Linked DNA regions of Homo sapiens: region 2 is linked to region 1. Evidence: chromatin contacts called from ENCODE Hi-C or POLR2A ChIA-PET data. All regions are on one chromosome and are shown on one strand. Each heading gives the region's core, a stretch centred on a gene start or an enhancer-like site at or near the end of the contact. The rest is flanking DNA. Distances are from core to core; before and after follow the strand shown.

The links. Hi-C counts contacts between places; a loop is a spot of excess contacts on that map. ChIA-PET counts read pairs that join two places held with the same protein, here RNA polymerase II (POLR2A). Pooled maps may share reads with other maps.
Region 2: a loop to region 1 is called in a map of psoas muscle, with 2.2 times the contacts of the local background. The contact joins two enhancer-like sites. A Hi-C loop is called at or near these places in 6 of 168 maps with a recorded cell type or tissue (B cell, CD8-positive, alpha-beta T cell, chondrocyte and 2 more), 12 of 37 single-sample maps with no recorded cell type and 15 of 50 pooled maps. POLR2A ChIA-PET finds 5 or more read pairs at or near these places in 5 of 52 experiments (B cell, H1, WTC11 and 1 more).

Annotation. Positions count from the first base shown.
Region 1 is chr5:139,516,659-139,519,477 of GRCh38, reverse strand. No RefSeq gene overlaps it. Among named protein-coding and RNA genes, the nearest start is that of STING1, 35 kb to the right of the region's middle. Within about 2 kb of position 1,402, at least 30 of the 41 ENCODE cell types and tissues checked have a DNase peak (open chromatin) inside an H3K27ac peak, as active enhancers do; they include CD8-positive, alpha-beta T cell, where a contact is called at or near this core.
Region 2 is chr5:139,298,267-139,301,085 of GRCh38, reverse strand. All of the region lies in intron 1 of MATR3 (matrin 3), which reads right to left. It also overlaps the pseudogene RNA5SP195. Among named protein-coding and RNA genes, the nearest start is that of MATR3, 5.9 kb to the right of the region's middle. Within about 2 kb of position 1,450, at least 2 of the 41 ENCODE cell types and tissues checked have a DNase peak (open chromatin) inside an H3K27ac peak, as active enhancers do; they include CD8-positive, alpha-beta T cell, where a contact is called at or near this core.

The sequences.
Region 1 (2,819 bases), core at 153-2,652:
GGAGATCGAGACCACCCTGGCCAACATGATGAAACCCCATCTCCACTAAAAATACAAAAATTAGCTGGGCATAGTGGTGGACACCTGTAGTCCCAGCTACTCGGGAGGCTGAGGCAGGAGAATTGCTTGAACCCAGGAGGTGGAGGTTGCAGTGAGCTGAGATCACGCCTTTGCACTCAAGCCTGGACGACAGAGCGAGACTCCATCTCAAAAAAAAAAAAAAAAAAAAGAAGCAGCAGCAGCAAAGATGTTCTGGGCATCTTAAAACTTTGGGATCATTATGGGGGAGGTGGTGCAGGTGGTATGTGTGATAGGAATGCTTTTATGTTGGGTCTCAAAATGTGAGGAGTGTTTAGGCAGGTAGAAAAGGTGGCAAAGGAGTGTTCAGGCCAAAGCCTGTGATAAAGCACACAAAGGACGTGGGAGATGACAAGAAACGAGACTGAAAGGGTTGTGCATGCCAAGCTAAACGTGTGGACTGATCCTGAGGGCAGTCAGAAGCCACTGAAGAGTTTGGGGCCAGTGAGTACATTCCAGCAACAGAGAGAAGTGTTAAAATAGCTGATGTTGGCCGGGGACAGTGGCTCATGCCTGTAATCCCAGTGCTTTGGGAAGCCGAGGTGGGAGGATCGCTTGAGTCCAGTAGTTCAAGACCATTTAGAGAGACCCCAACTCTACAAAAAAAATGAACAAAAGTAGCCAGTCGTGGTGGCATGCAACTGTGGTCCCAGCTACTCCAGAGGCTGAGGAGGAAGAATGGCTTGAGCCCAGGCAATTGAGGCTCAAGTGGGCCAAGATCATGCCACTGCACTCCAGCCTGGGCTCCAACCAGTTTCAAGAAAACAAACAAACAAACAAAAAAACGCTGATGCTCACTGAGCCTCTGCTTAGTACTGAAAAAGATGATTTCGTTTAGTCCTTCCAACACTCTTCCAGGGTTGTTAGTATTATTTCCATTGCATTGTAAGGGAAACTGGGGTATGAGATTGTTTTCTCAAGGTCACCGCTAGGAGTTGGTCCTGGATCCTCTTCCTGTCATCATCCTGTTGGTCTGAGAGAGGGTAGGGGTCAGGGAAGGGCTCTGAGACGATGAGAAGACAGGACGGACAACCAGACGCCATGCCCGTCTGGTTGAGGGGGAGGATGGCAGCGCTCTCGAGGGTGAAGCACAGGTTTCTGACTCGGGCTCCTGGGAGGAGCGGGCAAAGGCGTGGAGATGTGAGCCACAGGCGCCAGCCAGTGGTCCCAGGTCCGAGGCAGGACCTGCCGCCCGAGAGGCGTGGGAGCCGCACGGAGCAGCCGCCGCCTGCCTCTCTTGTCCTACTCTGGCGCGAGTCCATCCGGGCGGCGCGGCTGCTGAGAGCAGCGCCCTCTAGCGGAGGCCGGGCCTTGGCCCCGGGCCGGATGAAGTCACCGGCCGGAGGCATGCCGGGAACTGCGCCGCCGCGGCAGTCTTCACCCGCTGGGGGTGGTCTGGGCGCAGCTGCGGCCTGGCCTGTAGGGTCTCTGTCCAAACTGCGAGCCAGTGCACGCGCGAGTGTAGGGCCTCCTGACACATCACCGGGAGCTCTGCGGTACCTTCTCCTGCCTCCCGCGGCCACGGTGGTCTCAGACCCCTTAGATCCCACATTGGATCCCTTCCACCTGTCCTCACACTCCTCCGGCTTCTCTTACCACATTTTGGCCCTTCGACACCCTCGTGCTCCCCGCCTCATGCCTCATATCTCCGGGCCAGTATTTCATCGGGTCACCTCCACATCCCACTCGCTTCTCTCTGTCCCAACTGCCTGTGTCTTCATTCATGCCAACATCGACTCCAGGCTGGATGGCCACACCAGTTACCACCAGTCCGGCTCTTCAACCCATTTTTTGCCCTGCAGCTGGAGGAAGGAAATTTATTTATTTATTTTATTTATTTATTTATTTATTTTTTTGAGACGGAGTCTCGCTCTGTCGCCCAGGCTGGAGTGCAGTAGCACTGTCTCGGCTCACTGCAACATCTGCCTCCCGGGTTCAAGCGATTCTGAGGAAGGGTATTTGTAAAGATAATGTTGTTCCTAGGATTGATGATCTTCAGCAGCCTTCCTTTCATATAAAGATCAAACTTCTCGGTCTGACCCACCAGCCTTTGAGGCCTGGACCCTGCACCCTCCAGCCCATCTTTCACAAAGCCTCCCTCTGGGTGGATCCACAGTCATCTGCATCAACATCACTGGTGGAGCTTGTTTAATACACAGATTCTGGGTCCCTGTGCCAGACCCATCAAATCAGAATCCCTGGGAGTGGCACGCATTTTCACCAGGTTTCCTTAGTTGAGACCCGCTTCTTGCAGCTCCGGAAAAATTACAGGGTTACTGTAATCCCAGCACTTTGGGAGGCGGAGGTGGGCGGATCTCTTGAGGTCAGGCGTTCGAGACCAGCCTGGCCAACATGGTGAAACCCCGTCTCTACTAAAAATACAAAAAATTAGTTCGGCATGGTGGCAGACGCCTGTAATCCCAGCTACTTTGGAGGCTGAGGCAGGAGAATCACTTGAATCCGGGAGGTGGAGGTTGCAGTGAGCCGAGATTGCGCCACTGCACTCCAGCCTGGGCGACGAGTGAGTGAGACTCTGTCTCAAAAACAAAACAAAACAAAAAAAAACAAAAAACCCCAAAAAGCCAAAAACAGGGTTATCTTCCCTCCTAGCCTGTACACAGCACAGGAGGTGTAGTTTCCCCCTACTCAGACACTACACCTCCTCTGCTTCCTTCACATTGAGATTACAGGTCATCCCTCTCCTGCTCTCCTGAAGCCCCAGGCTTACTCCTAAAACAGTG
Region 2 (2,819 bases), core at 201-2,700, 220 kb after region 1:
CCTAGCACTTTGGGAAGCTGAGGTGGGAGAATCACTTAAGGCCACAAGTTCGAGACCAGCTTGGCCAACATGGGGAAACCCTGTCTCTACCCAAAAATACAAAAAAGAGCCAGGTGTGGTGGCAGGCGCCTGTAATCCCAGCTACTCGGGAGGCTGAGGCAGGAGAATCACTTGAACCCAGAAGACGGAGGTTGCAGTGAGCTGAGATCATGCCATTGCACTCCAGCCTGGGCAACAAGAGCAAAACTCTGTCTCAAAACAACAAAACACCAAAAATCAGCCAGGTGTGGTGGCATGTGCCTGTAATCCCAGCTACTGGGGAGGCTGAGGCAGAAGAATCACTTGAACCCTGGAGGCAGAGGTTGCAGTGAGCCACTGCAGCCTGGGTGACAGAGTGAGACTCTGACTCAAAAAGACTTAATAAATTAGTCTAAATAAAACATTTAAAATAGTGTCTGACACACAGCACCGTAGTAATCATCTCATTTGGTATAATCTGATCCTCATAAAACTAAGAAGGTAAAATCTATTTTTCTTTATTTTTAGATGAGAAAAACTTTTAGAGGCAAAAGGACTGAGATCCAAAGACAAATGAATAAAGAGCTTATAAACTTTTTATCTGCACCGTAGTCTCTTTCATGTATCAACTTTAATGTCATACTGGTCACCAGGAATCAGCTTTCAAAAACAGACTTAAAGACTGGTAGTAACTTTTGTTTTTGAGACAGAGTCTCGCACAGTTGCCAGGCCTGGAGTGCAATGGCGTGATCTTGGCTCACTGCAACCTCCGCCTCTCGGGTTCCCGTGATTCTCCTGCCTCAGCCTCTGGAGTAGCTGGGGTTACAGGTGCACACCACCACACCTGGCAAATTTTCTGTATTTTTTAGTAGAGACAAGGTTTCACCATGTTGGCCAGACTGGTCTCGAACTCCTGACCTTGTGATTCACCCACCTTGGCCTCCCAAAGTGCTGGGATTACAGGTGTGAGCCAACTGGTAGTAACTTTCAACAGACAAGCTAAAGAACAATACACTATCTATATTGCAGTAATTCTAGTAAAAGTGGAAAAATTAAACATCTTCCTTCTTCATTCTGTATTGCCAACCTGTGTTTAAATCACCCTTCACCCTGCATCCTTAACCTGTTTCCCATCCAAGCACTAACCAGGCCCAACACTGCTTAGCTTCCAAGATCAGACGAAATCAGGTGCGTTTAGGGTGGTATGGCCATAGATCTTACCTTTCTATTCTCTCTGCCATAATCTTAGTCCTCCTGCTTTTTAGCTAGCCTCCTGGCATCAAAGCTCACACCTCATCACCTTTCAACATAAACAACCTGAAACATCACTCATTTCACACTCTCCTGGCTCAAAAACCTACTACTCCCTACCACTTACCACATGAAATCCACACTACGATTTCCTTTTTCAAGACAGGGTCTTCCTCTGTTGCCCAGTGCAGTGGCACAATCTTGGCTCATTGCAGACTCAATCTCTTGGGCTCAAGTGATCCTCCTTGGTCTCAGCAGGGACCACAGGCATGCACCACTATACCCGACTAATTTTTAACATTTTTAGTAGAGACAAGGTCTCACTACGTTGCATGAGCTGGTCATGAACTCCTGGGTTCAAGTGATCCTCCTCCCTCAGCCTCCCAAAGTGCTGAGGTTATAGACATGAACCACTGTGCCCTGCCTCACATATAATTTTCACTGCCTTTCATGTGTTGGTTCCATTCTACTTCTCTAAACCTTTTCCCCAACCATAACCAAACACCTTACAGAAACGTCTGCTTACTATTCCATTTACAGAAACTACTCAATGCTTGTGTAAATAAAATTATTAGCTGGGAGGCATCCCTCTGTCATTTCATGTAATACCAGTTATTTTCTCAAGGCCCAGCATCCCCTTTTAATCATTCAATGTATTATACAAACCAGTGTATATAAAAATACGAAACAAAACATTAACGAGACTTTGGAAATAAATCTACATAGCAATTTCCAACGACTCCCTCCCCTTGTGTTTAAGTTTGACTACTTAATGTATGTACCCTTAAAAAGTGTTATTTTTGCATTTCTGAACTTCATGCAAATTGACTTAAAATGTACTGTTCTGACTTGCTTTTAAAAACTGATTTATCCACAATTGTGAGTTAAACCTACATTTTCACTGCAATATAGGTATCATTATGTATGCACATGTACTTTATTCTGCAGATGATGAACATTTAAGTTGTTTTCAATTTCTTGCCATTACCAAGAACAACGCTGTTTCTTGGTGTCCCTTGGTGCAAAACTGCAAAACTTCCTCCTCCATGGTGCTCTTCCAAAATACCATGGCCCACACAAAGACAGACACAAGCATTAAAACTGATAGCCTTTTCCAATCTTTTCAGTCACGTATCTAAAAATCTCTCAACTCCTAGGCTTTTCTCTCTGCTCTAGTTTTAATTATCCATTAGATTTTTCTACACACAAAGAATATTTGGAGTTCAAATATTTGTGTTTCTTTTCTTTTTGAGACAGTCTTGCTCTGTCACCAGCCTTGGAGTGCAGTGGCACGATCTCGCCTCACTGCAACTTCCGCCTCCCAGGTTCAAGCAATTCTGCTTCAGCGTCTCCAACAGCTGGAATTACAGGAACGCGCCATCACGACCCGCTAATTTTTGTATTTTTAGTAGAGACGGGGTTTTCCGTATGTTGCCCAGGTTGGTCTCGAACTCCTGGCCTGAAGTGATCTGCCCACCTCAGCCCCCAAAGTGCTGGGATTACAGGTGTGAATCACTGCACCCAGCCAAATGTTTGTATTTCTTTGACAT